Regions from separate parts of the Mus musculus genome. Here region 2 is linked to region 1. A link is a loop called in an ENCODE intact Hi-C map of the cell type or tissue named here. Cell type or tissue: left cerebral cortex. All regions are shown on one strand. Links, peaks and the distances in the headings refer to the core of each region. The heading gives the core; the rest is flanking DNA.

Region 1 (15,771 bases), core at 4,255-12,254:
TTTTAGGAGTTAGACTCTTGTACTGTGAGGTCTGTGCATCGAGTGCATGAGCCATCTCAGCAGTGCCTGAAACTTGTAGGTTTTTTTTTTTTTAGGTTTTTCAAGACAGGGTTTCTCCGTATAGCACTACTGGCTGTCCTGGAACTCACTCTGTAGACCAGGCTGGCCTCGAACTCAGAAATCTTTCTGCCTCTGCCTCCCAAGTGCTGGGATTAAAGGCGTGCGCCACCACTGCCCAGCAGGTGCTTTGTTTTATATCTATTGTTGGCTAAACTCTAGTCTGAGAAAGGCAACCAGGTGCATGGCCAGGATTTAGATTTGGGTAGGCAATGGGCAGTAAGGCCTGGATTGAGGTAGGCAGGCCTGTTTGGCCCAAGGTCTATTTCTCTTCTCATCTTCAGGTTTAGACATTAACGTTTAGACATTCTTTTGCAGGGGATGGGATGCTGTTGAGACAGATTTTGTTTATATTTCTGTCTGTCTTGATACTCTGTAGTCCATGCCAGCCTCAAAATGAGATCTGCCTCACCTTTGCACCCTGGAATGCTGGGTGGGATTAAGGGTGTGGCACAGGTCTTGATTTCTGCAGGCATCTGTTTCAGAGGTGGCCTGGAAAGGCGCACAGGTGTTGCTCCATGTCAGCCGAACTAATAGCATTATGTGGCCCAGTTACTCTCTCGTGTCCCTTTCAGTGTTTGTGACCAGTCACGAGAAACGGAGCCCCCTGCGAACCCCCTGTGGTAATGTGTGTGTCAGGGTACACCAGCCTCTTGTATGCACACTTTAGGGCCTGGTATGCTTCCTTGGCTGGCCGAGCAGGCCCACCTCAGGATCCGTTCTCCTTACCCAGGCGAGGGGCAGGGCCCTCCCCGCTCTCCGCATTGGCCCACTGTGCAGAAGGATATGACTTTGTTGTGCTCTGGAAAGCAGCTTTTATGTGGGCAATTTGTTGGAGGCCTGGCTGCTCAGCAGTGCAACACCCCAGCCTTGACCCCGCTTGCCAAATGCTGAGGCTAAAGTCAGCAACCTGGTCTTCAGGAGGCAGAGGCAAGGCCATCAAGAAAGGAGAACTTGCTTGGCTGAAGAATGGGCGGTTGTCTCTAAGACCCCCTAGGTCAGGCAGCTTTCTTCAGGGGATCAGTTCTTCAGCAGTGCTGGAGAGCTTTGGGCCTCCTTCCTTATGTGGTGGAGGCTTGTTGGCAGGGCACTGGGTGAAGACTTAAGAATGTGAACGGCCAGGGAAGGTGATGGCATGTCAAAGCTCTCTGGTGTCCTTCTAGAGTGATGGTGGCAGGGTCCCCACACAGTCAACATGGGTAACTGGGAGCTGACTTGCATCTCGACTCTGCCAAAGATCAGCCTGTTTTTCTTCTGTGTAGATGATGACAATCCTCCAGTGTCCTTCGTGAAGTTCTCTCCAAATGGCAAATACATCCTGGCTGCAACTTTGGACAAGTGAGTGCTTCAGTTCCCTGAGGAGTGAGCTCACAGTCTTCTTCGTTGGTGGGGTTCCTCTCCTGTCTGTTGTGTTGTTTCTTCTCCCAGTTGTCCAGTTGAACTCTTTTATATCTGCATTAAGAGTTCGTTCTTGGGTTGTGGGTTGAGGGGTTGAAGAAAGGACTGTCCACTCTAGCTAGTTTTAGTATGAGAAGGATTTGACACCTAGTTGTTCCTGCCAGTTCCCAGGCTCTGAGCATCTTCACGCAGCATAATCTCACTGCCATACATGATGACCTCCTCTTAGGTGCTCACTTAATCTGGCACACACTGTACAAAGTCTCTAAGGAACCTGGCCAAGTTAGCTCTTGAGAGCTGCCTGAATGGCATTATCCTGGTTAGTTTTTTTTTTTTTTTTTTTTCCATTTTTTATTAGGTATTTCGCTCATTTACATTTGCAATGCTATACCAAAAGTCCCCCATAGACACCCACCCCCTCTCCCCTACCCACTCACTCCCCTTTTATGGCCCTGGCGTTCCCCTGTACTGGGGCATATAAAGTTTGCGTGTCCAATGGGCCTCTCTTTCGAGTGATGGCCGACTAGGCCATCTTTTGATGCATATGCAGCTAGAGTCAAGAGCTCCGGGGTACTGGTTAGTTCATAATGTTGTTCCACCTATAGGGTTGCAGATCCCTTTAGCTTCTTTGGTACTTTCTCTAGCTCCTTCATTGGGGGCCATGTGATCCATCCAATAGCCAACTGTGAGCATCCACTTCTATGTTTGCTAGGCCCAGGCATACTCTGACAAGAGACAGCTATATCAGGGTCCTTTCAGCATAATCTTGCTAGTGTATGCAATGGTGTCAGCATTTGGAAGCTGATTATGGGATGGATCCCCGGATATGCTAGTGTCTACATGGTCCATCCTTTTATCTCAGCTCCAAACTTTGTCTCTGTAACTCCTCTGGTTAGTCTTCCACTCTTCTCCAAGGTCGGCATGAGTCTCTTCCTGTGGCACCTGTACTGGGTGTTTCTGGAGCCAACATGGCTTTCCACATTCTGCTTCTGGCTAACTGCTAGTTTTGGGAAGACAACCAGCAATCTGTTTCTTCAGCCTGTTTCTGAGCTGAGCACTAAGGTCCTTGTGTTTGCTTTTGTGTGTCACGGAGTGGCTGGGCTTGGTGAACTAGAGGATCTTCTTTCCTGACTCACGGTTGTTAGGATACGGTGGCATCAGGGGAGGCAAGGCGTGCCAAAGATGGCCTGCCCCTCACTCCCACTCTCTGTCTTTCAGCACACTGAAGCTCTGGGACTACAGCAAGGGGAAGGTGAGCTTCAGGCATGTGGCCGGTCTGGCCTGCATGCCAGTCCCAGGTAACAGGTTGAGGGGGGTATAGCTAACCCATGAGTTGCAGCAGGAGGGACTTGGGCATCTTCTTCTGATGAGCAAGTATGGTACAACTCCCTTTAAAGATATGTTTTAGGAATGACTAGTCTGCACGTTAAAGTCTGGGCCTTGTGTATGTCTAGAATATTTAGAGAGCATGTTCACACAGTCAGGTGTATGTACCCAGAATTTGGAATGCTCTGGAATGAAAGCTAACCACGGGTGCTAACAATGCACACCTACCTTTTCAGTGCCTGAAGACATACACTGGCCACAAGAATGAGAAGTACTGCATATTTGCCAACTTCTCCGTGACAGGCGGGAAGGTGAGTTTCCACTGAGATGTTGTTATCCTGCTAGCTCTCTAAGAGGCCACCCATCACAGGTGGCTTTTTGTCTTTATGAAGCATCCCTAAGCCTATGGAACAAACCCACACTTGTCGTTTTGAATGAATCTGTGGTGTGTTGCACTTGGATATGGTTGAAGATCTAAGAGCAGGTGGTGACTGGATAGATCCAGTGACTGAGGGTGCCGTGGGAGGCATTTAGCATGTCCCTAAATTGGGGAAATAGGTATTAATTAGAGTAACCGCAGCCAGCTTGCCTGTGCTACCTATTCAGCATATCACCTGATGTCTTTCTTGCCTGTCCTCACTGCCTGCTTGTTCTTTCGATGCTGCAGTGGATTGTGTCTGGTTCTGAAGATAACCTGGTGTATATCTGGAATCTGCAGACCAAGGAGATTGTGCAGAAGTTGCAGGGTCACACAGGTGGGTAGTTATTGCAGATAGGCCACACGGGTGGGTGGAGCCACCCAGGGGAGCCTCTCAGTTCCCCAAGGTGCTTGGTTGTCTCTGGGGTTTAGGGACACACAGCAGGTGTTGCTACTCTGTTTTCCCTGCCATCCCAGCCCTGCAGGCCTGAGAAGGCCTATGATCAGCCTTGGAGGCAGCATCAAGGGCTCTTATCTAGGGTCTTGGACATGGCTGGCTTTTGGGTCTTAAGTCAGACTCAAGCCTCATAGGAATATAGCTTGTTTACTTCACTTTAGAGACTAGGACTCCATGAATATGGAGAGTGTCTAGCCCACATTTCCTGTAGGCTCAGCCTCTTTCAGGGATGCTGGTTTTCTGTTTCCCCTGCAAAACTTAGTCCAGCTATGGAGTTACCTCATTCTAGTTCTTCCCTGTCTACTTTCTGAAGCGGGCCAGGGATGGCAGGGATATCATGTGCTCCTTTGCAACCCTAAGGAGTGGAGAGCTCGTTTTCTGAAAAAGCAGTTGTCTTCAGCTGGGAGTGGCTTGGTCACACTTGCTGTGGAACCTGAGCACCAGGGAGCAAGCAGGGTTAGTGGACTGCATGCCATCTCAGTAATGCCAGTATCCCTGCCCAGATGTATGGTTACCTTGTGCTCAGGTAGAACAACCTCAGGAATAGTAGGGGGCAAGTGGGCATAGTCAGTCCTGAGACCAGTGTAGACAGGTGTGCAGACCCTGCTGGGTACCCACCAAGTGCCTTGTGCCCAGCAGAGCAAGGCTAAGATGCCTGTTACTATTCTGGCATTCTGAGCACTCCCCTGAACCCTGCGGTGCTCCCTGTGCTCCTGAGGGCAGTGAGGCATGTGCTGGGACTGCTTGTCCTAGAGTGGCTCCCTGACTACTCTCCTTTCAGATGTTGTGATTTCCACGGCTTGTCACCCGACAGAGAACATCATTGCCTCAGCAGCGTTAGAGAACGACAAAACAATCAAACTGTGGAAGAGTGACTGCTAAGTCCTGGCTCCATGGGAGACTTAAGGAAGCCACCCGGATTGGCAAGAAACACATGTGGGGCAGAGGCATGGGGCCAGGCTGGGTTGACAGGCCTGGTGCACCTCCTATCTGAAGATGTCGGCTCAGGGGAGTGCACACTACCGAGTCTTGATAGCCACTGTGATATTTCTTGCCAATTCTGTCTCTGCCTGGGGAAGTTCCTGGTCTGTTCTGTGCTCAGAGGCAACAAATTTTTAATTTTTTTATTACAAGAGTGAGTTCAGCTCCTCATGGGTTGTTTTTCTCTGTGGTTGTTGTTTTGGTATTGTATTGCCCAGTGCACACTGGAACAGGACCTACAGCCCTACTCCCATTCCCTGCCTCCTGCCCTGGCCTGCTTGTTCAATTTTCCTGCCTGTAATAGTACCCAGCGTGCTTCCATGAGTTTCTGGAAACACAGAAAGGTTGTAAGTTGTATCCGTGTCAAGTCCCTTTGTTCTTTTGGAGTTCATAGGTCAACACTGACCTCTCAGTGGTTGAAATGTCTCCTTGTCTCACTGGTATCACTCAGTAAGCTACACACACTGTAATAAAAGGTGGGTATGGACTGGGTGTGGCCCTGAGTTCTGACCAGGCTCTTTGACACCTGGCTTTATAAAGCCCTCCTCCCTTCCTGGCAGGAGTTGGAAAGGTCTCTGGGAGGATGGATCCTTGTTGTGCCTCTTCTTCCCAGTGGCTGCTGTGGGTGCTGAGTGTTGGAGAGGAAGAACCTCAGATGAGAAAGAGTGGAAGGAAGTCTTGGAAAGGCACCATGTAGTGAGGTTCTGGACCTCTTTATTCTGTGAGAGGCTCAGGGTCACCTGTGCAGGAGGGAGGAGTTCAATATGGTGCTTGCCCCAGCAGGTACAGCTTCCTGCCTTGGCCTCTAAACCCACCAAACCTCTCTTATGTCCTTGGCCCCCGCCCCAGGTCACCGCCTCAGGTGACCAGGACTGGAAAGAGGTAGTGGCCAAGCTCAGGACTACACAGCATTTTCACAACTGCTGCTGGCTGAACCCAGGGTGACCTACTGTGGAGCAGACTGCAGAGGTTCTGGGAGTACAGATGGGTGGCGGAGGCTGCTGGGCACAGACATGGGTGGAAAGGAGATTCTGGGTTTGCTCTGGTTGCAGCAGCAACCATCTGTGAGGCCAACACTGATGTGTATTGAAGCCACATCACCCAGGGCAGTAGCTGCTCTACTCTGCCTTTGCCAAGGCTTGTCCCCAGCTGTGGTCCTGACAGCCCTTTCTCCCTCCATCGTGCATAATAAGAATCCAAAGGTATTGGAAAAGAAACCCCATACATTGTCACTTCCTTGAGGGAGATGGTGTGTAAATGGGCTATCACATCGAAGAAGCCATTGTTAAAGAGGGTGGCTTGTCACACTGACATGGGCTCTGGGGCCCCTGGCGTCTGTTGGATAGATGAACCTGGGTTCTGGTCAATGTTGTGGGCATGTTGCTGGGGTTTCTGGAGGGTAGTAAGGTCCTTCCAGCTGTGGCCTGGTGTGCGGCCTCCTCCTGAGGGAGGGAGCTTGCTTGCCATGTCGAGCACAGTATCCCCGAGTATAGTTTATTTTTTCTACAGTTGAACTCTGTTGTAGATTTATGTAAAAATACATTCTCTTTTTAAAAATAAAGATTTTCATGCCTTGTAATTTTGTTCCATATAAGTTTGTTTTTTCCAGGAATTCATTCTGTGTGCATTCATTGGGTGTGTGGAGATCAGAGGATTACCTGTCATTCCCTCCCACTTGGTTGGCACTCAATAAGGATTTCTTTAGCAGAACAGGCAGTGGAGGAGCACACCTTTAGTTCCAGCACTCAGGAGGGTCTAAGTTCAAGCAAAGCCTGTCTGCGGAGCTAGTGCTAGGATTACACAAACCAAGGCTCAAATAACAACCAAAGGGAGAAAAAAAATTTTTTTTAAAGATTTATTTATTCATTATATGTAAGTACACTGTAGCTGTCTTCAGACACTCCAGAAGAGGGCGTCAGATCTCATTACGGGTGGTTGTGAGCCACCATGTGGTTGCTGGGATTTGAACTCAGGACCTCTTGAAGAGCAGTCAGTGCTCTCAAGTGCTAAGCCATCTGCTCAGCACAACCCCTCCCCAAAAAATTTGCTTTTCTTTTAGGTAATGTGCATATGTGTGATGGTTCATGTGTGTAGAGTGATGCCAGATAACTTTCTTGATAGCTCCCCACCTCAGTAGTTCTCTTACTTGAACCCAAAGCTTTCCAATTTGGCTAGTCTAGCCGGGCAGCATAACTGGGAGCCTTGTGGATGCTGGGAAGGCGGGCAGGCTGCTGTGCCTGCCCTGCATTTACACCAGTGCTAGGGATGCATGCTGATTCTCAGGTCTATGTGGCAAGTGTATTATCCACTCAGCTGTCTTCCCTGCTCCCAAGTCTGCATAATTTACTTTTGATGGGTTTAATGTAAATCTCTGAAGTACGGTGTCATGGATCCTGTGTCAGTAGCTTTAGTATAAGTGGCTTTGGAACTGGGCACAAGCAGCTGTTCATGCAACATTGGCCTAATGGAATGGCTTTATATGGATTTCTGCTGGGTGCCCTGTGTTCTTGGTGTACACAGGCTGTGACCTTTTCTGGGCAGACATGAACTAAAGTCTAGTTACTAAGACTAGAGAACTTAAGGTCTAACCCAGGTAACAAATCCAACTTGATCAGTGAGTGTCCTAAACCAGCCAGCCCAGCCTGAGTGACAGCCCTGGAGCTCCCCAAGCCAGTGGGAGGCACAGTGGGAGTCTCTGCTTAGCATTTTTAAAGATGTGCCCCATGTTGGTGGCACACATTTAATCCCAGGTATGGGACCCATGGATCTCTTGTCAGTTCAGGGCCAGCCTGGTCTACAGAGCTAGTTCCAGAATGGCCCAGAAATATTTGCTTTATGTATACGAGTGCTTTGTGTTTATATCCCATGTGTGTGTCTGGTGGCTATGGAGGCCAGAAGAGTGGGTCTGATCCTTGTGATGGTTGTGAGTGGACCTGAGTTCTGGAAGAGCAGCTAGTGCTCTTGAACCTTGAGCCAGCCTCTCCCTAGCAATTGGGGAGGAGCCTTATAAGTCCTGTAGCTTTCAGTTTATTGGGACTAAGTTTCTTTTTGGAGTTCATGAGCCTCCCTCCACCTTCCAAGAGAAGTGTGTTGCTCCATGGCCCAATGCCTTAAAGGTTTCCACCTTCCTTTTTGGCTAAGGACTTGGTTCTAGCCGTGTGGGCCTGAGTATGACTGCCTGTCAGTGGGTTCCTGAGGAGGGGTGCAGCCCTGACACCTTTGCGAGTGGGTCTGTTTATCCCCAGGGTGTATCAGCTTTGAAACTCCTTGGTGTTTTTTTGGGATTGTTTTAAAATGACCTCAATTTTGCATATTTTAGAGTAAGGCACACAGAGATGACATTTCACAACTAACATCTTGAGAAATGCTTTGAAGTATATTCCTTAAACACAAGCAAGGGACAGGTATGGCTCTAATCTCACTGAGGCAGGATTTATTTATTTAATGTAGATGGTTGTGAGCTATCATGTGGTTGTTGGGAATTTGAATTCAGAGGATTTCTGCTCATTCTGGTTGGCCCCCACTCCAGTCCTGTGCACTGTAGATGTCTTCTGACGCACCAGAAGAAGGCTTCTGAGCCACCATGTGGTTGCTGGGAATTGAACTCAGGACCTCTGGAAGAGCAGTCAGTGCTCTTAACTGTAGAGCCATCTCTCCACCCCAGGACTTTTTTTTTTAAGATGTATTTGGTATATAAGTATTGAGAGTTCAAGACCAGCTGAGACCCAGTCTGATAAACAACATTCTCTTCTCTGTTTCTCTTTGTCTCTCTTTCTTTAAATTTAAATGCATATGAGTGTGTGTGTGTATTATATTTGTTTTGTTTTTCAAGACAGGATTTCTCTGTGTAGCTCTAGCTGTCCTGGAACTCACTCTGTAGACCAGGCTGTCCTCGAACTCAGAAATCCTCTGCCTCCCAAGTGCTGGGATTAAAGGCGTGCATTACCACTGCTAGCCCAAGGCAACTCTTCTTATACATATACATATACATATATATATACTGTAGCTGTCTTCAGACACACCAGAAGAGGGCATCTCATTACAGATGGTTATAAGCCACCACGTGGTTGCTGGGAATTGAACTCAGGACCTTTGGAAGAGCAGTCAGTGCTCTTAACTGCTGAGCCATCTCTCCAGTCAACTCTTATAAAGGGAAACTCTTATAAGGCAACTCTTATAAAGGGAAACATTTCACTGAGGCTGGCTTACAGTTCAGAGATTCAATCCATTATCATCATGGTGAGAAACCACTGCCCAGCGAGTGTATATATTTGTTTACATGTGTTTCTGTGCACATGCACACAAATGTGCATACACCTCAACTGTGATCACAGTATACACATACCTGTATCCACTGCTTGGATTTCTGATACTAAAGACAGATTTGGTGCCACAGTCAATAAAGAAAGCTGTACCACCTGCTCTAGGAGAGCCCTTATGAACTCCCCACCGTCTGGAGTAGTGCTCAGGGTCATTTGTTGTTTGAGTATTAAGTGCCTTATGTCTGTCAGGAACACCCCAATATCCGAAGTTGATGAGCAAATAGCTCTTAGTAGGTGGCAAGTTGAGCTACTGCACATGGCAGTCCTCCAAGCTTCAGAATGAAATTGCCTGTTTGAAGTAGACTTACATCTGTCCCAAATATGCTGGGTAAGAGAGTTGGGGATGGTGATTAGAATAAAAATCTCGAGCAAGAAATCTGTATAAGATTGCATCCTTCGGGGGGAGGGTATGGGGGACTTTTGGGATAGCATTGGAAATGTCATTGAGGAAAATACGTAATAAATAAAAACAAAAAAACCAAACAAAAAAAAGATTACATCCTTCAGCTTCCAAATTTACACACAAAAAAAACAGTGGTTAGATGCCACGAAGTAGGTGGCAATGCCTTAACCGTATGTGTGTTGTTAGGCCCAAGGGCCTCTTCCATCCTTGTCAAGGGGAGTGCTAACCTTCTCTCCTTTCATACAACACAGAAGTACATTCCTCCCGCGGCGTATTTAAAGCTCCCAATATCGGACCTTTTTAGATAATGGTGAATTTTGTTTAGTAGTCACAAAAGCTTGTTACTGAAAAGTATCATATTTTATTTGGTGGTTTGATAATTTCAGCGCGGTTATTTAGAAGTAAAAACGGTTTATTTATTTCAAACCCGACACGCTTTAATTAATTCATAAAACTAGCCAATCACAGGCCTAAGGGAACACCGGAAGTTGTGAACGTTCTTGGGCAAAGCAGATTCCCCGGAAACAAAACAGGGTAGGCGCACGTCCAACCGGGACACGCTTGCGGACGGCGGGAAGTGGAAGTGGGCGGGCACGAATCAGAGGACGAGCGCCTGTTAATCCTTCCTAGATTTCCGGGCGACGGGTTGTAAACGCTGAAAGTGCGGGGGAGGCTGTGTACGGAGTCTGCGCATACTCCTCGGCTCCCGCCACCGTGTCTCCGCATGCGCAGCGAAGGCTGGCTACACGTCAGCTGTCGCTCAGGATTCGAGGAAGGGAAGGACTGTTCTACACGACGGCGGTTGTCCCTGCTTTTGTATCCACGTCCGGGGATCTTCGGTTAAGTCCATTTTATTGAAGAAGCCATCGATCTAGAACAACCTGGTAGTATCAGTCCCCTTCGTAAAACCACGGTGTGTTAAGAATGCACACGTATCTAAAGAGGGACAGGCATACTCACACCTGTACAAGTGTCATGCACATTTTTTCAAACGCATGGCCTAGTGCACACGAGCACATATATGCATACAAACAGTGAAGGAGCTGTATGTATCGGCTGTGTTTACTTTGTAATTTTCGGGCTGCTTGTGTTTTACAGCAGTCCGTAGTTAGCTGGGCATGTGTTTCATACCTGTACCTGGGAAGTGCAGGCAGTCAGGAAAATTGAGTACTAAGCCAGCCCAGTCTAGGTGAAGGAGACGTGTCCTGGAAACAAACAGGACTTAATTTGTTAAGGCAGGTTCATGGCCAGGTACTGAAGGAGTCAAAGGGTTATTCAGCTAGATACCGTGGACGGAGTGGGCGTGCATATCACATCTGGAACGCTGGCATTATTATTATTTAGGGCTATGTAGAACTGTACATAGCCCTGGTTGTTCAGGAGGGTGCTGTGTAGACCATAGCAACTTGAACTCAGATATCTGACCGTCTCTGCCTTCCCAGTGCTGAATTAAAGGCCTGCAGTACCACATGCCATAGGCTAGCATTATTGAGTCAGGTTTTTCTACTGGGAAGTTTTAGGACAAGCTTGTTGGCCGTAGTTGGGAATCTGCTCACAGATGGAAAGACAGAGCAGATTACTCTGCACATTGTCTGCATGAGAGAGCAAGGGCCAGGGTCTGGGTCAGCTTTCTGGGGGTGGGAGCTGGACCTGAGGCTGGGAGCAACATTTTGGGTGATCTTGGTGTTGCCCGGAGCTGGGAGAATGAACTGGCAGCTTTGGTTTGGCACCAGCACAGCTACATCCTCTTCATGGGCTTGAAAGTTCATTGCAAATAGTGGGAGGAGGGGGCAGCCGGTCCCATAGGAACACCAGAGCAGGCCTCTTCAGCTTTAAAAATAAAACAAAGCCATGTTGTCCCCTGACAGCTTTTCAGAGTCACTTCTATCATGCGAGTCCCTGGGCTCAAACTCAGGCCATCACATCAGTCACTGCATGTCTTTACCCACTGAATCCTCTCTGTGGTCCTCTGTGGTTCCTACTGTCATGGCCCGGCTTTGCATTTGGTACAGGTGGAGGTCCACCGCCACATTTAGAGACAAAGCGTGTCTCAGGGTAAGGAAAGGCAGCTAGAGGGGTGTCTTAGGGTCGGGACCATGCTGGGAGAGCCTACTAGGCCACAGTTCTTTCTTGGACAACCTGCAGAACCTGTGGGTAACAGGGAAGCTCTTTGTTGTTCGTTAGTAGAACATGCTTTGCTGGTGCCTCTGGGCCTTGAGCTGTGATAAACACACCTTCTGTTCCCTTGTCTATCATACCAGCACCTGCTCACAGGAAGGCCCATGGTGCTATGTCTGGTCAGCATAGGGCTTCTCTCACTGAGGTCCTTGTCATGAACCATGCCAGGCCAAATCTTCACTGATACCTCAGGGTTTAAGGATCAATGAGAACTTGCCGAGGCCAGCAGGCTGGGCTGGGCTACAGGTAGAACGGCTTGGTTCCGTGTGCCTAGACTCTGGAGCACGAAGAGAAAGGAGCAGAACCACCACTTCTGGACTGGTGGTTGTCCTTAAATGCTCCCAAGGACGTCACGAACTGCACACAGAGAAAGTTCTAGAAGCCAAAATTGTTCGGGTCACTTCACTAACCAGTTGCTAGATAGAACACACACAGCTAAACTGGAATGTCAGATAAAACGATGAATTTTTTTTTAAAGTATTATGTCCCAAATATTTCATAAGACATATTTCACTAAAACTAACCTGTTTACTGAGAGTCACATTTAATGGAATGTCCATTAAATATTTTTTTAAATACTACTTTTAAAAATGATATGCTTATGAGAATTTTGCCTGTGTATGTTTGTGTATGATGTCCATGCAGAGGCCAGAAGAGGGTGTCTGATTCCTTGGAACTGGAGTTAGAGTGCTTGTGGCTGCCATTAAACTGTTATTGAACCAGTCTTTTACTGAACAACAAGTCTTCTTAATTGCTAAGCCATATATATATTTTTAAAAAAATCTTTATATACTATATAGATATGAAGGATGCTAGCTGGGTATATACAGCAAGCATGGGTGTGTTCATTTGTCTGAATTTGCATGTAGGTGTGACGTGACTTGCCCTCGAAGATGGACGGTACCCTGGAACTACCAACTGAAATAAATCCTTCCTTCCTCCGTTGCTTTTGGTCGAGGCGTTTTATCACAGTAACAGACATGAAATTGGGACACCACCTAAGTCCAGCTTGTGCAGGGGCATGAAGGAAAGAGAACGCAGTCACGTCTGTGCCAAAGAGCCCCTCCTGGGATCCCAAACATGGAGCTCTTGGGAAGAACATGATAGAAGAACATAGAAGAGAGAGTAAGGAAAGTGGGTCTGCCTGTGGTGTGTTGTGAAGGACGTGAGTTGAGCAGGAACTTTGGTGTTGGTGTTAGCTTTTGTGGCATGGCTGAGCCCTGAAGACCGTGGTCAGGTAGAAGAGGCTCTTGTGGACCTCAGTGACTGCAGTCAGCATTCAAGTTGGGTTGTAAAGTGCTAAAGCAATTGAGCAGATGAGAAAAAGAAAGACAGAAAAGGGCGGGCACTAGGGTAACTCAAAAGCAAACTGGGAGATGTTCAGTGGGCAAAGTGCTTTGCAGGTGTGAGAAACGAGTTTGAATCCCTAGCACCCACAGAAAAGCTAGGTCTGAGGCCTGGGTCTAAACCAGTGCCGGAGACAGTGGGGGTGGGCTGGTATGGACACAGGCTGGTCCCTATAGTTCACTGGCTTGCTGAAGTAGTGACCTCCAGGTCCACTGAGCGAGCCTGTCTCAAGAAATAAAAGTGTAGAGTGATTGAGGGAGGTCTCCAATGTCAGCCACTGGGTGCTACACATACATGTACAGGCAAACATACACATACCACACATGACTTTTTTTTTTTAATCAAATATAGTAAGGGTTCTGTTAAATTGAAGTTCTCAAGGGAAAAAAATGACAAGAAGCTGAAGTCTGTGCTTGTGAGCCTCTGGGAAGCTTAAAAATCTAAGCAATTCCTCCCCAGACGTGCAATCTCCATTGTATCCTCTTCTGTTGGAAGAATGTCTCAGGTGAGAACCACCTGTTTAGTCAGTGCCCTCTTGAAGTGCAGTGAGAGATTGAGTGACCATGGCAACTCTTATAATAGAAAACACATGGCCGGGTGGTGGTGGTACACGCCTTTAATCCCAGCACTTGGGAGGCAGAGGTAGGCGAATTTCTGAGTTCGAGGTCAGCCTGGTCTACAGGGTGAGTTCCAGCACAGCCAGGGCTACACAGAGAAACCCTGTCTTGAAAAACAAAAACAACAACAACAAAAGAAAACAAATGGGGCTAGAGTGATGGCTCAGTGGTTAAGAGTGCCAACTTCCTCTAGAGGTCCTGAGTTCAAATTCCAGCAACCACATGGTGGCTCACAACCATCTGTAATGGAATCTGATGCCCTCTTCTGGTGTGTCTGAAGACAGCTATAGTGTACTCATATACATAAAATAAATAAATCTTAAAAAAAAAAAACATGTAAATGGGCCTGGCTTACAGTTTGAGAGGGTTAGACTATTATCATCAGGGCAGGAAGCATGGCGGCACCCAGGAAGACATGGTCCTGGAGAAGTAGGTGAGAGTTCTACATCCAGATCCACTGGAAGCAGGGAGAAAAAGATATTGGCCTGTGAAGAGGTAACTTAAGAGTTCTTTGGAAAGTTAGCTGGGGCAAACACATGAAAGAACGTTTCTCTGAAGCAGACACAGGAGAAAGGATGTTCTGCTAAAGCAAGCACATGAAAGGACAAGTAATGAAGGATTCTTTGCTAACAACACACATGTACTGCTTCCGTAGAGTGGTGCTGAGGCAAGACACATGCTGAAGCAGGGCACATGGTATTTGGAGGGTATAAATAGGACTCCATGGAGTGATGGAGACAGAGTTTGGCTGGCTGGTGTGTTGACCATGCCCTGGACAGCTCTCTCTGTCATACCCTACTTCCCCTTGGGGGTTAAGAGTGAGTTGGTGGCAGAGTCAACGACACAGATTCTGGGAGCAGGTGGAGAAACACTGCAGCAAGCTCACTGAACGCTGCTACAGCTCCTGTACTATCCTCCACCCACACCCCGATTGGTCCCAAGAAAGCATCTTTTCTAAACAGCAGATGCTGACTGGCTCGAGTAATTTGCTCCTGAAATCCTTAGTCTCAAGTCTTTGCTGATCTTCACTTCCCTGAGAGAGGCACAGCTGAGAACTTCTACTGTTCCTGTTGGTCCCTCCTGCTGAGGCCTGGCTGTCTCTGCTAGGCCCTGTCACCACTGTTGCTAACCTAACTACTGAACTGGACTGCTGGTGTATCTGTGAAGTGTTTGCGAGGGAGTCGAGCTGCCGCTGCCTGCTAACCTGTGAACTGAACTGCTGATATTCATACAGCACAGATGGGAGTTGCTCAAAGAACTTTTCTAAAAGGTCCACTTTTTCCTGTATCCTTTCTTTTTTACTACCTCTGTTGGGTGGTGGGCTACAAGGGAGGTTAAAGCATTTAAGAGCCACCATTAAGAATAGAATTTGAGGGGAGAGGGGAGAAAAAAAAAAGAATAGAATTTGAAAAAAATTAAAAGTTCTAGCCCTGGCTTGAGCTTTTGTAACCTCAAAGCCCACTCCTGAGTGGTATACTCCTGCCACGCTCTCCGGTCGAGTCAGCTTGACAGGCTGAGGCTTGAAAGCTACTCACGAGGCAAAAGAGTTTCACGGAAACTCGCTCCTGGAGTCTGGCGTTCTCTCTAATCCATACATTAATTTTCCATTCCCGCGTTAGTCTAGTGTATGGATCCATGTGCTCTCTTTTAGTATTATCCTATTATAAGTGCCTTTTAAGATTGAATTCTGACATAGCTAAAGCCTTCTGCCAGTGTTCCAACAGTCCTAGAACGTCCTTGAGCAAGACCATGGGCTTGAAATTCAGTAAGAATGTTGCTATTCAGTGACATTCAGAATAGCCTCTGGTACTATAATAGTGTACTATCACTTTGAATAAAAGCCAAGTCGCTCCCATATACAGGAATTTACCATCACTAAGGAAGAAGGAAGTTTCAGACCAAAGGAGAAACCAGAATAGATACTTAGAACTATAGTGTTACACTCATACACACGTATTTACAATGGCCTAAGGGGAAGGTGGACTATACAATAGACTAAAATAGGAACTGTGGCAAGGGCATGAAGCCCTTGACCCTGGCTTCTAAGATTAAGTGAATCTTAGGTGGAGCCCTTGTTGATCCCAGTTGTTAACAATGAATTCTATCCCAGGTGGTTCCCGTTAGACCTTCTGTGTTTGCATTCCTCTGTTTTATGTAAGATTCCAGTAACCTCTTTGTACCTTGCTGGTGTGTCACCCAACTTCCTT
Region 2 (15,771 bases), core at 4,886-12,885, 910 kb after region 1:
TGGATCCACGATCAACTTGGTTCTATGTTGGCATGCTCTGATGGGGGGACGTCGCTGTGGAACAGCAGGGCAAAGCAGAGCTACTTACTTCACGACTGTTGGGAAGATGGGTGGGCAAGGCTCAGCGGGTAAGAACGCATTGTGCTGACCCTGACCTCCTGAGTTCAGTCTCTGGCAGAACCAACTCCTGAAAGGTCTCCTCTGACCTCCACGTGCATGGCATGGCGCATTCATGCATACAGAATGGGGGTGGGGAGGACTGGAGAGCTGTGTCAATGGAGATGTTCTTACTGTGCGAACATGAGGACTGGCATTTGAGTCTCCTGCACGCATGGAAAAGTCCAATGGATGTGGATCTTCTGTAATCTCAGCACTTGGGAGCAGGAGACAGATCCAGGGGCAAACTTGCTACCTAAACTATCTGAATAGGCAAGTCTGGGTTCACTGAGAGTCCCTGCCTCAGTAAATAGAGAGCAGCAATCTATGAAGATGCCAGATGTCAACCTCTGGCCTCCACACACATGCACACACATATCCACATACCTACACATACATGTTACCATACTTGTGAACATCCATACAGATACACATTACATACAGTTGTAAAAAAAAAAAAAGTATTGAGAGCATGGATATTCCTTATTTGACAAGCGTCTTGTTATGTGGACCTGGCAATCCTCCTGCCTTGGCTTCTCAAACCATCTTGCATGCATAAATATTTATGTGCTTGCATTAAATATCTTCAGCATTTAAGTTATATAGACGTGAGATCACTGCCCAAGATTTTAAGTGTTCATACAGCATAAAAGACAACACAAGCTGGGTGTGGTGGCACATGCCTTAATCTCTAGCAAGCAGAGGCAGGTAGATCTCTGTGAGTTCAAGGCCAGCCTGGTCTACATCCAGAGAAACCTGTCTCAAAATACAAAATAAAACAAAACAACAACAACAAAAAGCAACACGAACATCACCACGACTCCTATCTTCATCCAACTCTCCACTACAGGGCACAATCCAAAATCCATCTCACAGTTCCCAGCAGGATGCACCGCTAGGTAGCTGTGGATAGGCCACACCCACCTTCCTCTCCAGGACACGGGGATGCGGCTTCCTTTTGTCTGGCACAGTGTTTTGTTTAGTTGGTTTTGGTTTTGGTTTTGGTTTTGGTTTTGGTTTTGGTTTGGTTTGGTTTGGTTTGCATATGTCTATGACCCTGGGCCCCCTCCTCTTGCACAAGACAATCTTTCTTTAGAACTGAGTCACTGCCGCTGCCCGGGTGAGAACCAACTTTTACTACTTTCTTCCCATCAGTCACCTCGTAGGGATATTTATGTTGTCAAGCAAAGAACAGCCTTTGCAGCTGTGCACTGGGTCAGTGCTGTGCACTTGGTCAGTGCTGTGCACTGGGACAGTGCTGTGGGCCTAATTTCAGGACAATGTTCACAGGTCACAGACCCACACAACTTGACACACACATATCTTGTGACACAGTCAGGGCAGCGTCCCAAGTATGGGTCTTATTTGTCTTCTCAAGCAGGGTCTGCTCACTGTCACATTTTCTCAGATTAAGCGGGAGGGGAAGGGTAGGGAGTTGGCAGTAAGGGTGTCAATGGTAAGTATTTTCAAGTGAGTTCTTTCATAACAAAGGGCCCCTTGTAGTTTACCATTAGGGCTCCACCCAGGTCCCTGTCTTTCCATCTGCAAAATGACCCAAAGAAAGTTCCCAGAGGGACAGGCAAAAGAGCACATTAGGTAAAGACACTTGACTCCAACCCTAATGTCTTAGTCAGAGTTTCTATTCCTGGACCAAGAAGCAAATTGGGGAGGAAAGGGTGTATTCAGCTTACACTTCCACGTTGCTGTTCATCACCAAAGGATGTCAGGACTGGAACTCAGGCAAGTCAGGAAGCAGGAGCTGATGCAGAGGCCATGGAGGGATGTTCTTTACTGGCTTGCCTCCCCTGGCTTTCTCAGCTTGCTTTCTTATAGAACCCAAGACTACCAGCACAGAGATGGTACCACCCACAAGGGGCCCTCCCCCTTGATCACTAGTTGAGAAAATGCCTTACAGCTGGATCTCGTGGAGGCATTTCCCCAACTGAAGCTCCTTTCTCTGTGATAACTCCAGCCTGTGTCAAGTTGACACACAAAACTGGCCAGTACACCTAATGACCTGAGTTCAGCTCTGGGGTGCAAATGGTGGAAGGAGAGAACCTCACATTGTCCTCTGACCACCTTATCCACATGACAACATGCATGCATATACACATATGTATTTGGTTTTAGACCCCAAGAAAAGGGACCGAGGTGCATATTTTACATATCAAAGCAGACCTGGCCTCCAAGTTCTCCCAGCATTCCTCAGTCCCTACCTGGCATACCCTGCCCCCCAATCCTGCCCTTCCCCCAGAAGTTCTTCCCTATATAACCCAGACATTTTGCTCTCTCCCTCTTTCCCTATCTCCCTCCCTCCCCCCTCTTTCTTCTTTTCTCTCTTGCTCCTCTCCCATCTGTCCCTTCCCATGGTGACTTCCTGGCCTCCTTCCTTGGGAAGAGAGCAGCTTCCCACTAAACCTGCATTTGATCTAATCTAATCTGGTTTGAATTGGCTCATTTCACTGGCAGAGAAATAACCTATCAAAATGCACAGAGAGAGCCGGGCGTGGTGGCGCATGCCTTTAATCCCAGCACTTGGGAGGCAGAGGCAGGCAGATTTCTGAGTTCCAGGCCAGCCTGGTCACACAAAGTGAGTTCCAGGACAGCCAGGACAGCCAGGGCGATACAGAGAAACCCTGTCTCAAAAAACCAAAAAAAAAAAAAAAAAAAAAAAAAAAAAACCCACCATGCACAGAGAGTGCCAGCTTTAGAGGTCCTAAGAAGGTCTCTACTATAGGGTTGGTCGGGATCCTGCATCCGCTCTGCCACAGGGAACTCTGCTGTAGTCGGGATGCTGGAAGTTTTGCCGGGTGGGTGTTGGGCTACAGAGAAACCAAGGGACACTGTTCTGGGGGTGGGAGATGACACAGTCTGAGGTGCAGGACCACTACTGGAGCTGGCACGGGGCTGGGGGGTGGGGTGAAGGTTGGGCTGGGCCTGCAAAGAGGCTGGGGCTGTCTAGTTCTCAGGCTCTTGGGCACCCAGAAACCACTGGGTGTGGAGGGGGAAAAGAGGGGAGCTCTAGCTGGTCCAGAGGGGAGCATCTTTGACTTGGTGGTTGGGGCAGCAGGTTTGGGCTTGGCTTGGTGTTGGCCGTGGATGGGAACCAGGAGAGGCCTTCTACAGGAGATTAGACAGGGGCTCTATAGGCAAAGGTCTTCATGGCAGAGTTCGATGAACAGAGGCAGTCCGTGGTTTTAAGGCATTTATTGTCATAGCGGAAAGTGGGTGAGTAAAACCATACCCCACTTCTTTTCTTTTTTTTTTTTTTAAGAGTTATTTATTATATGTAAGTACACTGTAACTGTCTTCAGACACTCCAGAAGAGGGTGTCAGATCTCATTATGGATGGTTGTGAGCCACCATGTGGTTGTTGGGAATTGAACTCAAGACCTTTAGAAGAGCCGTCAGTGCTCTTAACCGCTGAGCCATCTCTCCAGCCCCCCGTACCCCACTTCTTAGGGTGGTCCTGAGATTAAATACACTTTGCAGGGAGGAGCGTCTGGGAAAGAGAGATTATTGGCTAAATCTCTAGGCCTTTAGGTATCTCATTAAAATGGAGATCTGTCTTGAGGCTAGGTGACCACAGGTTGTGTCCTCTACCTGTGGAGGGCCTTGGGCATTGCCCTTACATGACTGAAAGCCACAAATCTATGGAGGACTGAGGCCAGTGACAGGAGCCTGGTGCCCGGGGATCAGGTGAAATGCCTACTGTCCCTTTAGGGTCACAGGGGTTTCTAGCCTTAGCTCAACTGGAAACAAGGCTGCCTTTCACAGTTCTACACTCTACTACCTTGCCAGGGGTCAAGAGAAGGCTTCGAGTGGCATACTAGCCCCAGAGTTGTCCAGAGGCCTCCACATGCAATGTCTAGACTCTTTCCTACCTCTGTTACCTGCAGAATACAGAACTGCAGGATAAAACTGCATACACATACATACAGCACAGGAAAAACACTCAAATATATATATATATAGATAGATAGATAGATATAGATATGTGTGTGTGTGTGTGTGTGTGTGTGTATATATATATATATACCATTAACTAAATAATAAAATAAGAAAGGACACGGTGGTACACATCTGTAATCCCAGCACACTCAGGGAACTGAGGCAGAAGGATCACACGTTTAAGACTAACCTGGGCTACAGAGTGAGTCCAGGGCTAACCTAAGCAACCTAGGAGATTCTCTAAATGTTTAAACACTAAACAGAGAGCTAGATACATGGGTTAGTGGTGGTACATATGCCAAACAAGCATGAGACTCTGGGTACAACCAGGACACAAGAGAAATGGGTCTAGAGCCAGGAAGTTACGTCATCAGGGTAAAGGAGCCCAGGACCTTCCTCTTGCTCTACTTCCAGGCTGTTGTAAGGTGAATAATGGTCACTACCACATGGCTCTGCCATGTTCTATTTTGCCACAGGGTTAAGAAATGGCCAAGCAACCAAGAAGGGCAACTTCCAAAACCCTAAATCAAAATAAATCTTTCCTTCTTTTACTTTATTTGTGGAAGTGTGTGTGCATGTGAGTCTAGGTGCCTGTGGGAGCCAGAAGAGGGCATCAGATCCCCAGGAGCCACTTATCAGCTGGTCCTAAGCTACCCACCACAGGGGCTAGGAACTGAACTTGGATCCTCTGAAAGAGCAGTAAGTGCTCTTAACAGCTAAGCCATCTCTCCAGACCTGTTTTTTCCCACTTCAAAGTTGTCCAACTCATGTATTCTGCCACAGCAAAGAAAGACTGACTAACAACACATCATGGGCAAAGCTATTGTGGGCGGGCTTATGCAAGCCCAGCTGTCAATCACCTGACAAATTAAACTACAGAAAAACAGAAAAATTGTGCATAGCAAACCAACAGATAAAAACAGTAACCCTTGGCTGTGGGTGAAACCCAGTGGTAGAGCTCTGGCCCAGCATATGAGAGGCCCTGGGTTCAATCCCTGGTACCACAGAGGAAGAAAAAGAAGGGAGGATGAGGAGAAAGAATAACTCCAAAGTCAAAAGATTATAATCCTTGTAATGTCAGCCCTCCAGAGGCTGAGGCAGGAGAATTGCAAGTTCAAGGCTACCGACCAAGCATGGAAGGGGTGGAGGAAGAGAGAGAGGGACAGGGAGATGGTGAGACTGCTGCAGACTCAGTGGTACGGCAGCTCTACAAGCTGGCAGGAAGTGGGAAATATCTGCTTACCCTGAAGGCAGTGAGGTAGATCCCTGTGGTGACAAAATGAGAGGCTCTTAGGTTTGACTGCTTGGTCCCTGATTGGTGGACCTGTTTTTGGGGAGGGCTAGGGGGTGTGGTCTTAGTGAAGGTGAGTCACTGGGCATGGGCTTTGAGGTTTCAAAGGTTTCAATTTGCTTTCTCTGTGTCAGGCTTGTGGGTCAAGATGTAAGCTCTCGGCTATCGCTCCAGCACCATGCCTGCCTGTCTGCTGCCATGCTCCCTGCCATGGTGGAATGAACTCACCCTTTGAAACCGTAAGCTTAATAAACTCTTTCTTCTATAAGTTGCCTTGGTCATGGTGTCTCTTCACAGCAGTAGAAAATAACCAAACAGTCCTCATCTCTGAAGGGCACCTGCCAAGTGTCAGCACCTCGCATCTCTCCCAAGCAGACTACTGTCTTCTAGGCATTAGACCAGGAGACATACACAGAGTGGCTTCAGGGACACCCAAAGGTGTTTCTCACAACACTAAAAGCATTCCAAAATAGGCCTACAGCTACATCTTGGTGATGGTATTATTGGTTGTGTAATTCTCTCTAAATGTTCATAATATTACTTCATAGTGACAAAAACTCAGGCCAGGTGTGATGGCACTTGCCTTTAATCCCAACACTCTGAAGACAGAGGCGAGTGGATCTGTGTAAGTTTGAGGTCAGGCTCATTTATATAACAAGTCTCTAGGGGTTTCTCCTGTCAGATCCCTGGCACTCTCTAATCATTTCCTCTGCCTTATCAGACAGGGTGAGTGCCTAGGGCCGGGGGTGAGCCTGGCTTGTTCCCTGACATGATCAATACAGAATCTCCAGACATGTCTAAAAAGTAAAAGAAAACTAGGGAGATTTCCGACATCACATACAGTGTGCCACAGAGCCAAGAAATTCCACTGTATAATCCTGACCGCGTTGGCGGAAGCTAGTCCTATCCCACCTGTTCCTAAGACCACTGGTGTGAATGTGGAGCAAGGTCACCCTGCATGACTCCTGTTGCTTAGTTCTCCTCAGCCTCAGGGTTCCTATCTTTAAGCACACTCTAAGATCTGGCTAAAGTGGGGAGAGGGGGCATTGTGCATAGACATATAGAAGCGTTCTACAATGTAAAGGGACTTGGGTAGCCCAGAAGGCCCCGCGGTGTCCAGAGCAGGCAAACTAAGCACAATCTTGAGCTGGGTGCAAACTGCAGGCAAGGAAGCACACCTTTGCTGTGTTTGAGGATAGGAAGGGCAACTGTGAGCAGATGCCAGGCACGCGGGGGCCACTGGATCTGGACCAAAAAGAAGGTATGTGCGAGGGTCCGGCCGCCCTCCTTCTCTTCACGGCCACGCCTCTCGCCGTGGCCAACTTGCCGACGCGCGCGACCTCCTGAACCCCTGGGCTGCGCACGCTCTCGGCGCCCGGAGCTGCGCCAGGCCCCGGGTGGGAGGACAAGGAGGGTCCCCGCGCAGGCTCCGAGTCCCGCGGGCGCCGCGGCCGTTTCCAAGCTGCCCCATGCGCTCCTCCCGCGCGCCGTGCGTGTCCGAGCGCGGGCGCTCGCAGTGCAGGTGGGCGCGCTCTCGCGGGCGGGGGTCCGGCCGGGCCGCGCGCCTCCCCCGGAACTCGGCCGTGCCATTCCCATGATGCCCAGCCACCGGGCACGGCTTCCGGAGCGCGGTCGCCGCCGCCGCGGGTAGGTGGCGGGAGAGACGGCCCGGGGTGGGGGGTGGGGGTCGCCCCGCCCCTCGCCGCGCCGGCCCCGCCCTCCTTTCCCGCGCTCCCACGGCGCGCCGGGCCCCTGAGTCCCCGCGGGACTCCGCGGTGGCTGCGGGCGCCCGACCGAGGGAGGGCGGGGCGGGAGTGTCCGTGCTTCCCCGCTCTCCGGGCCCGGCGCCTCCCGGGACGCGGGGCGCAGGGCGGGCAGCTGGGCTGGCTTCGTGGTGCAGGCCGCGGCGTGCAGGGTCCGGATCGGGTTGGTGGCTGAGGCTGGTGTTATCACGGGAGAGGGTCCCGGCCCCCGGGAGGCGCCTCTCGCGGATGCCTGGCGCTTGTTGCGCCCTGCGTTCCTCGAGAGCCAGCGGGCGCCGGGCGGGCCCAGGTGTGGCTCAGGTGAGGGGCGGGCTCCCGGTCACTGAGGCCGGCCTGGCCTTCAAGGCTGCCTTCTCGACCTGCCACGAACAGCTTCGAGACTCCCGGATTCCCTAAGCCTGGGATCCCAGAAAATTACTCGGGGGGGATGGATGGATGGGGGCACAGACCAGCCGGAGGCCCTGCCACTGACTGGAGAAGGGTTGGCATTAACCTGCTGAAGACCAGACTGCGGCTCCCTCTCAGACAGTGAGAAGAGCAGTCAGTACTCAGGCAGCAGGGGGATCTGTCTCCCCTTGCTTCCAGCACTGTGCACAGGGATTGGCAGTCACAACAATTTTTCTGGGGGCCGAATCTTGTCAGCACCTCTGGCTCCTAAGGACCAAATCTTACCCACACCCACTTTAAGTTGGAGTACAGGGCCCTCTACATCATAAGTTAAGTGCAGAGTCCATGCTGGGGGGGGGGGGGCAGAGAGGGGTGATGATTGTACCCACAACCACCCTGGAAACCTGATTCCCAGAGCCTCCAGTTTAAAGCCCCAATTCTGGCTTCAGCTCACATTTCTAACTGTGAAGTTCATGGTTCTCCAGAGTGACAGCTCCCAAGATTGACCAGGTAGCTGGACCAACAACCATTAAGACTGTCAGAGGAGCTCAGTTCTGGGTCCATCGTTATAAGCTGTGAGCAGGTGAGTGGAAATAAACTGATTTATTCCCTCGGCTCTGCACCTGCTGTCATGTTAAGATATTAATGTTACTCACCCCATCCCACCCTGCCCTGCCCCAACGGGGAAAGCACTTTTTGTTGTGTTTACTTTGGTGGGTTGAGACAGCATCAAGTAGCCCAGATACTGTCTTTGAACTAGATAAGGAACCAGTACTAGCCTTGAACTCCTGATCCTCTGGCCTTCACCTGAGATTAAGGCATGCATACCCCACCACACCCTACTCGATTCAGACCCTTCACAGTTAAGCCCTGCAAATGTTACGTGATTTCTATAGTATTGCAGTTTGAACACCACCTACAGCAAAGAAGCGGTAGGTCCTCCAGCCAGTGAAAGCAGTTACTCTTCCCTTTAGTTCCCACTGCCTTGTGCCTGTGGGGAGTCTCAGGAAAGCAAAGTGATTGTTGAGGATGGCCAGGATGTGAGCTCGGGTAGCTGGTAGAGGAAAGCACCCTCCATCCTGCGGCTCTCACTAGAGGGGAGGCAAATCAGCCACAGTTAGTGTAGTTGGTGTCAGGGCAAGTTTTTCCTCAACTTGTCAAGCCTTTCTTTACATTAAGGACATATCATAACAGAAAAAATATTTATAAGCCATGATCAGTTTCTAAATTAGATGTTACTGATGATAATCCTGGTAGTAAATGCTGGTTTATTTATTTGTTTATTTATTTAGACAGTTTGGTCTCACTAGAGACCCCTGGCTAAGCCAGGAACTCACTATGCATAGACCAGGCTATCCTGGTGCTTGGACTAAAAGTGTACACCACCATGTCCAGCCCTCACACGGCCGACTTTAAAAGCTGGTAGAAGATGCTTTGAAGTGCAAGCCGAGCAGTGAAGACCTCACCTGGAAGCCTTGCAGAGCATCAGCCTACACCTGAGACTTACAAGTAATTACAATAGATTTTTTTTTATACTAGTTTAACTCTTTTTTTTTTTTTAAGATTTATTTATTTATTATATGTAAGTTCACTGTAGCTGTCTTCAGACACTCCAGAAGAGGGCATCAGATCTTGTTACAGATGGTTGTGAGCCACCATGTGGTTGCTGGGATTTGAACTCCGGACCTTCGGAAGAGCAGTCGGGTGCTCTTACCCACTGAGCCATCTCACCAGCCCCACTAGTTTAACTCTTAAAGCACACATTGGTAATCACCATGAGTTGCCGCTGCATCTTCAGTGACCTCTCCATTTGTTGCCTGTCGCTCTGAGCAGATTTTGGTCTAGATGCCCAGCCCCACCTCTTAGGGAAGGGATTTCAGTATGTCTACAGCACATCCCAGCCTGTCAGAAAGGCAGGTCCTGATTAAGTACATAGAAGTAAAGCAAACCGAAGGTCAGGCTCTGCTCTATGGCCTTGGGTTAGAGGTGGAACAGCCTTCCATGCCTTCCCTTGGAGGAACTCAGGTCTCTGTCCTTCAGCCTTGCAGGTGCTCCTCAATCTCTGGGAGGCAGAAGGGCATCAGAGAAGCCTGGAGGAATTGAGAGCTGTACAGAGCAGCTGGCATTTTTCCGTGTGACCCAGTGCCTCTTAGATTAGGCTCCTCTTAGGATGACTCTGTGAACTTTCTTAGTGTTCCTGACACCAGCCTAGCTGATATGTAGAGACCTGGCTCTAACCACATAGGCACGTGACACTTCACAGTGTCCTCGGCCTCCAAGCTGGCAAGCCCATGATCTGTCTACACACCACACAGTCCTTTCTCCAGGCCTACCCACATGATAGGACCACCAAAATTTTCATGCTAATTGGGCAAAATTGGTGTCAGCCTTTGAGTAGCAGCTGTCAAATACACATTTGACATTTTTCACATGAAACAGCATAAGGAAGGCAATTCTGAAAAAAAGGCTCGAGGAAGTGTGTTCTGAGTCTGTCATATGGTGCAGCTTTGATCATATTTATTGGTCATTTCCAGAGAGGATCCACCCATAAAGTCCTACTTACCTGTGTGTTGTCATTCTTCTTAAAGCACAGACAAGCATTTCTAGACTGCTGTGGCTTCTGATAACACTGGGAGGTAAATGACGTCTCCTTTGTCCTCCTCTTACGGAAAAGTGCGAACCCAGAAGGGAAAGGAAAGAGCTGCTGGAGTTTGCACTTTGTTTTTTTAACTGAGTCTTCCACCTACAGGGCGGAAGTGACTCCTAGAACTGCTCACAAAACTGACACCTAAGAGGCTGGCATAAGCCACTCCAGTCAACGAGACATTAGGTTGTAGTGGCGTGATTATTTGCTGATGTCACTGCTCAGCTCTACCCTTCCTTATGCTCTCTCTGTTCCCAGGATGTGAAACAGGCTGACCCATAAGCCCTGCCTCTCAGCACCCAGCCTGCCTGCTAGGATGTTCCTCATGAACGCCCCTCCAGTGGTGGCGCTCCAGTCCAGATGGGAGGCCTTTGGGCAGCCCAGGAGCTTCTGCCTCCCAGACTGCTTCTCTGAGGCTAAAGAGGACGGCTCCAGGGCTTCCGTGAGCGCCAGGGTCCAGATGCTCATCAGCACGCTTCAGAGGGACGAGGCTGCCCTGGGCATGGGCCATGAGCGTCTCACCCAAAGAGGCCAACGTGCAGAGAGGTCCCGGGACACGAGGCTGGCCCCCAAGCCTGCTGTATGCAAAGAGCAGCCAGAGTTCCCTGCCCGTGGTCTCGTGGCAAACTGCAGCGCCCTGGAGAAAGATGAAGCTGGGAGACGCAGTCCCTTGGAGCTGGATTCTGACAGTGATGACTCCGTGGACCGAGACATTGAGGAAGCTATCCAAGAGTACCTGAAGGCAAGGGGTGGGGCTTCTGAACCTATGTCCCAAGGGGCCCCCTCTATCCCCGAGCCTGCCCACAGCAGCACCTTGCCCATCCCGTGTCCCTCACAGCTCACTCCCGGCTCAGGTAGTGTTCCTGTGGGAGCCAGTGAAGATCAGGGCTCCACCTCCCCAGCGAGCATGAGCAGCGAGGACTCCTTTGAACAGAGCATCCGAGCTGAAATAGAACAGTTTCTTAATGAGAAAAGACAGCATGAAAACCCGAAGTGTGATGGGTTTGTGGATAAAAAATCCGACCCAAACAACAGCCCTGCCAGACTTAGAGGGAACCGAGAAACCTCAGCCAGGGCAGCTCTGATGGGAACGTGTAAGGAGTTCATCTTCCGAAAACCTCCCAGGTTAACAAAGATGAGCACACAGCAGAGAAACTTCCAGCCTAAGCCCACCACAGAGCCTGAGACCCCAGTGAGCACGAAGCTGACCGCCCACAGACCGGAGGCTGCACAGAGCAGGGGTGGGGTGAGGAGGAGCATGCCTGCCAGGCGCAGCAAGCGCATCAGGAGCTCGGCCCCAGTGCACCAGGCATCAGACTCCAGCAGTGACGACGGCATTGAGGAGGCCATCCAGCTATACCAGCTAGAGAAAACCAGGAAGGAGGCCAGTGGGGACCCACCTCTGAGAGGCCAGCTGAAAGAGGAAAGCCCTGGTAGTGCCCAGCCAAACGCCTTGCCTGAAGCCCACAGGAGACCCCCTAGCAAGAAAAAGCTGGCTGTTCCCAAGGTTATAGACACCACCCAGGGGGTCCTCCACCCTGATCCCCTCTCCAGGCTCCTGACGGATTCGAGAGCCTCTTTACCTCCAGGACACGCAGCTGCCAAGAGTGAAGCTGTGTGCCAGGCCTCACGCCTAGCAGACACATCTACCGAACTGATGTGTGCAGAAGCGATCCTGGACATCTCCAAGACCATTCTGCCAGCCCCCATGGAAGGCAGCGACAGGCCTCCATCCAGGAACCCACTCTTCTGTCCCCAACCCATGCCTCCCCGTTCTGAAGGTGACAGCAGCAACATTGACAGTGATGATAGCATCGAGCAAGAGATCCGAACGTTTTTGGCTCTCAAGGCACAAGTAGGGAGTCCTCAGCCTGCCCAGGGTCCACTGTCTTCGCCTGGCCCCAGTGGCCAGCCTGGCATCCCCAAGGTCCCTTTTGCTAAAACACTAGATCTCCCTCTGGTCTGCAAACGGAAACGGAGAGGTGGAGGAGGCAGCACTACAATGCCCAAGAAAATAAGGGAGGGTAGAGAAAGTACCCAGGACGCTGACCACATCCAGGGGAAAGCTCAGCCTGGCCATGACGGGTGGGACCCTCTCGGGCACAACAAAATCACAGAGACCCCAGGAGGAGAGGCTGAAGCCAAGGAACAGCCTGTCATTTCCAGGACAGTTGGGCTCAGTGATACACACCTACCACAAGGGGCCCTCGGGAAGGCCACTGAGAAGGAAAGCTCTGAGGATAAGAGCAGTTCTCTGGACAGTGACGAGGACCTGGACATGGCCATCAAGGACTTGCTAAGATCCAAGCGCAAGTTTAAGAAGAGGTGCCGAGACCCACGGGCTTCCTGTAAGAAGGTCAGATTTGGCAGCACAGAGACTCGGTGTGGGGAGAAGCCGAGCAACCTTCCAGGGGACTGGAAAGACCACAGACAGCAGGCACTACGGAGCTGTCTGCCCAAGTGCAGAGGGGACAATAAAGATGGCCCAGGACGAAGCCCAGGAAGCAGTGTGGCAGAGAAGGCAAAGATGGGTGGCACAGGGGGCGAGGACGCAACCCCTGCCTTTCTCCTCAGGAGGAAAAGTCCAGAAGGGGCTCTTCCCTCTACAGACACAGGAGCCAGTGGCCACCCTCCTTCAGCCTCCAGCCCCACATCTGAGGACAGTGCAGTGGACAGTGATGACAGCATCGAGCTGGAGATCAGGAGGTTTTTGGCAGAGAAGGCCAAGGAGTCTATACGCAACACAGAACCTCAAGGGGGACCTGCCAAGCCAGAGATGCCCTGTAGGAAAGACCCAACCCTGGGGTTGCAGCCTGGAGTGTGCACACGGAGCCAAAAAGCCAGGGGAACCCCTCAGCTGGCCGAAGGAAGGAGAGGCCCAGAGAGAGCTCGGACACAGGCAACCGGCCTCTTGAGCCAGTCTGGGAAGGGCACCCTCCGTGCTGAGCAGACCGCCCGCCTCACCACTGCCCTGGGCCGAAGTGAGCCAGCACTACCCAAGAACACCTGCAGGAACAGCTCTGCCAAAGCATCTCCGCCAAGCAGGAAAAGTGCTCACGTTCACAAAGACCATAGCCCACAGGGAAGCCAGACTGCAACGGCAGAAAGTGTGTTCGGTCAGCTGCCCAGTTGTGCCAAAGTGGGTGCCGAGGCTGGAAGCGCCGGGGGTACCTTTCACCTGAACTATGGCAGTCAGAACTTGCTAACCCCCAACCCTGGGTCCCAGGCTGACCTCGTCCTTCCTTGGAGTGACTTTGCACACCAGAGCAGGCTATCCAGCCCATGGGTGCTGAACTCGGGTCAAGGCACAGTGTGGACAGGGGTCTTTAGGGGTGAGAAGGAAAAAGGGGCTACATCACAGGCTGGGGCCCCACCCAGCCTCTCCTCAGGCCCCAGGAAGGGCCTGCCTTTCCTCTCCACCCAGCTCTTCCACTTTGGGAAGAATGTTTCTTGGGGGGGCAAGCAGACCAGCCTCTTCAGCCCCAATCTAGGCTTACCTCTGCAGGCTCCCGCATTCTCAGCCTTCAGGGAGACCCAGCCTGGCCACAACCCTGTATTTGGAAGCCCACACTTGCTAATGAAAGACAGTGGGAACTGGCCAAGCCGGAAGGCTCAGGGGACCCTGAGACAACAGGACAGGAGGAATTCTGCCTCTGAGGACAAAGTTCTAGACCTGAGATATCGGCACAGGGTTGACAGGGAACCGCAGGACCAGGAGACCTTGGGCAGTGATGCCAGCGAATTCAGTGACACTTCCATGGAGGATGGGGGCAGTGCCACAGTGAGCAGTAAAGGCCTCAAGTTGTGACAGGCATGCCATGCCATGGCTGTGGGAAGCAGTGTCCGTGTCTTGCCTGATGTGTGTGCATGCATGCCTGTCTGTATGTGTGTGACTTTGTGTTTATGTGCGTGCGTGAGCCTCTGTGTGTGTGTGTGTGTGTGAGAGAGAGAGAGAGAGAGAGAGAGAGAGAGAGAGAGAGAGAGTGTGCCTGTGTGTTAGGCAGCATAGGGTGGAAGTAGGGGATCATGACAGATAAAGAGCAAAAATTGGGTCCCTTCCATGCAGCTCCCATCCACCCCTAATATAAATATAAATATGTACACTAACTTCAAATGACATTTTTATTTAATGAATGTGTCCTGGTACATAATGGGTTTTGTAGGTTTTTTGTAAATTATTTTAAAAGTGCTGTAAAAAATACTTTTTGAAAATGTTCAGTCTTGCAGGGCGTTCCTAGCTGCAGTTCTGGGTCTCAGTGCATGTGTGGTAGGTGAGTAGACCCTTGGTTCTGCCTGTCCCTGTGAGGGTCAGAGACAGAGGCTGGAACCGCTTTGCTTGTGAAGATATTCAGGCCTGGAGATCGCAGCAACCATTTACCTTGGAAGTGCTAATGTGGTTGAGGTATGTCAGGATACCACTGGGGCAAGGGTGTCCCTGGATTCTGTAGTCATGACCTGTAATTAGAAAACATTTCAAAGCACAACAGCTAGCAAATAGCTAACCATCCATCCCATCTAGTGTGGGAATCACTACTGGCTCTGTAGCTCAGCTGACCCCAGATCATCCAGTATCCAGTAGCTGGGGGATTCTAACATCCTTATAAATCCCTTCATATAAGGGCTACAGATTTGCTTTTAATCATGGCTCTAAAAGGTGATCCCACATATCCGTTTTGACTGTCCTGTTTGTGATGTGTGTATGGGTGAGTAGTGAGGCCATGAGATGGCTTGGTCTCCAAACACCTTAGCCACCTGTGATGGTGAGCCCCAGCCCTGGAAGCAGTGAGGGCAAACCCTCCCACAGCTGCTGTGGGTGACCAGTGATGACACCAGCAGGCTGCATGGCTTTCTGCAATGCTGCCTCTACCCAGGAGAAAGAAGGCTCTGGCCAGTGCTGAGGCCAGACCGCAGGCACTGGGGTCCTGGGAGTTTGGCAGTGATACTGCCTTGGTGCTGAGGTGCCTGTGGCAACTGGGAACTGAAGATGTGCTGGAGCCCAGATGTGAAGATTACATCTGTGTTGTGATTCCACCTGTCTTCCCTGAGTTCTGCAGCTCAGTATTCTGGATTGCTGTGTGGCTACTTTGTGGCTGAATTCTATTGGTATTCTGACATGGGAGAGAGTTTTCTACTTTATGCACCTGGGTCTGAATTGTAAAAAGTGCCCAAATGCTGGCACACACTCCAACCATCCTCCCCATCTGCCACGTTGGAACTTTGATGTGGTGGCAGGCTCTGTGGTCCCGTTGTGGTCCTAAATGATCTGGTTCTATGTATAGTAAATTCATCGTGATATTTGTTCGTGTGTTTCTAGGAGAAACAGCTTTGTGTCGTCATCCATGTTCCCACTTTAAATTTTCTGAGTGCTTTTAGCCCCTGAAAACAAAGAGCATCTTGTTTTGTATATAAGACCCATCCAGTTTGGGTTTTTGTTTTTCTAATGAATAAACCAAGTACTATCCACAGCTTCCTTTGTTCTTTGTTTGGGGGTCTTTAAACATAGCCTGGCTTGGGTGGGGCAATGACAGCACCAAAGGAAAGGAGCTTTGCCCTGAAACCGAGCATCCCTCAGCCCTGTT

What was found. Peaks named below come from ENCODE experiments on the same cell type or tissue, not always from the same donor. Only the 100,000 strongest peaks of a DNase experiment are listed, where the experiment ranks them.
Region 2: a loop joins it to region 1, with 4 times the contacts of the local background. A loop is called at or near these places in 2 of 42 quality-filtered maps.

What each region holds. Positions count from the first base shown.
Region 1 is chr2:27,530,260-27,546,030 of GRCm38, forward strand. Wdr5 (WD repeat domain 5) reads left to right here. Exons shown (of 14, transcript NM_080848.2): 10 at 1,380-1,455; 11 at 2,734-2,767; 12 at 3,078-3,152; 13 at 3,509-3,596; 14 at 4,498-6,276. The coding sequence ends at 4,598. It overlaps Gm25541 (a small nuclear RNA gene), which reads right to left and starts at 9,671; the gene lies at 9,546-9,671. Gm13421 (predicted gene 13421) reads left to right here and starts at 10,167. Exons shown (of 2, transcript NR_166127.1): 1 at 10,167-10,306; 2 at 12,470-15,771. In left cerebral cortex, for the core only: no CTCF peak of the experiment used is centred there; DNase peaks (open chromatin) are centred at 8,777, 9,336, 9,657 and 10,024; H3K4me3 peaks cover 1,833 bases; H3K27ac peaks cover 2,029 bases.
Region 2 is chr2:28,439,852-28,455,622 of GRCm38, forward strand. It overlaps Ppp1r26 (protein phosphatase 1, regulatory subunit 26), which reads left to right and starts at 6,995. Exons shown (of 4, transcript NM_001005420.2): 1 at 6,995-7,045; 2 at 8,034-8,131; 3 at 8,841-9,057; 4 at 10,451-15,657. The coding sequence starts at 10,509. The coding sequence ends at 14,000. In left cerebral cortex, for the core only: a CTCF peak has its summit at 8,368; DNase peaks (open chromatin) are centred at 6,691, 6,905 and 7,711; H3K4me3 peaks cover 1,661 bases; H3K27ac peaks cover 1,812 bases.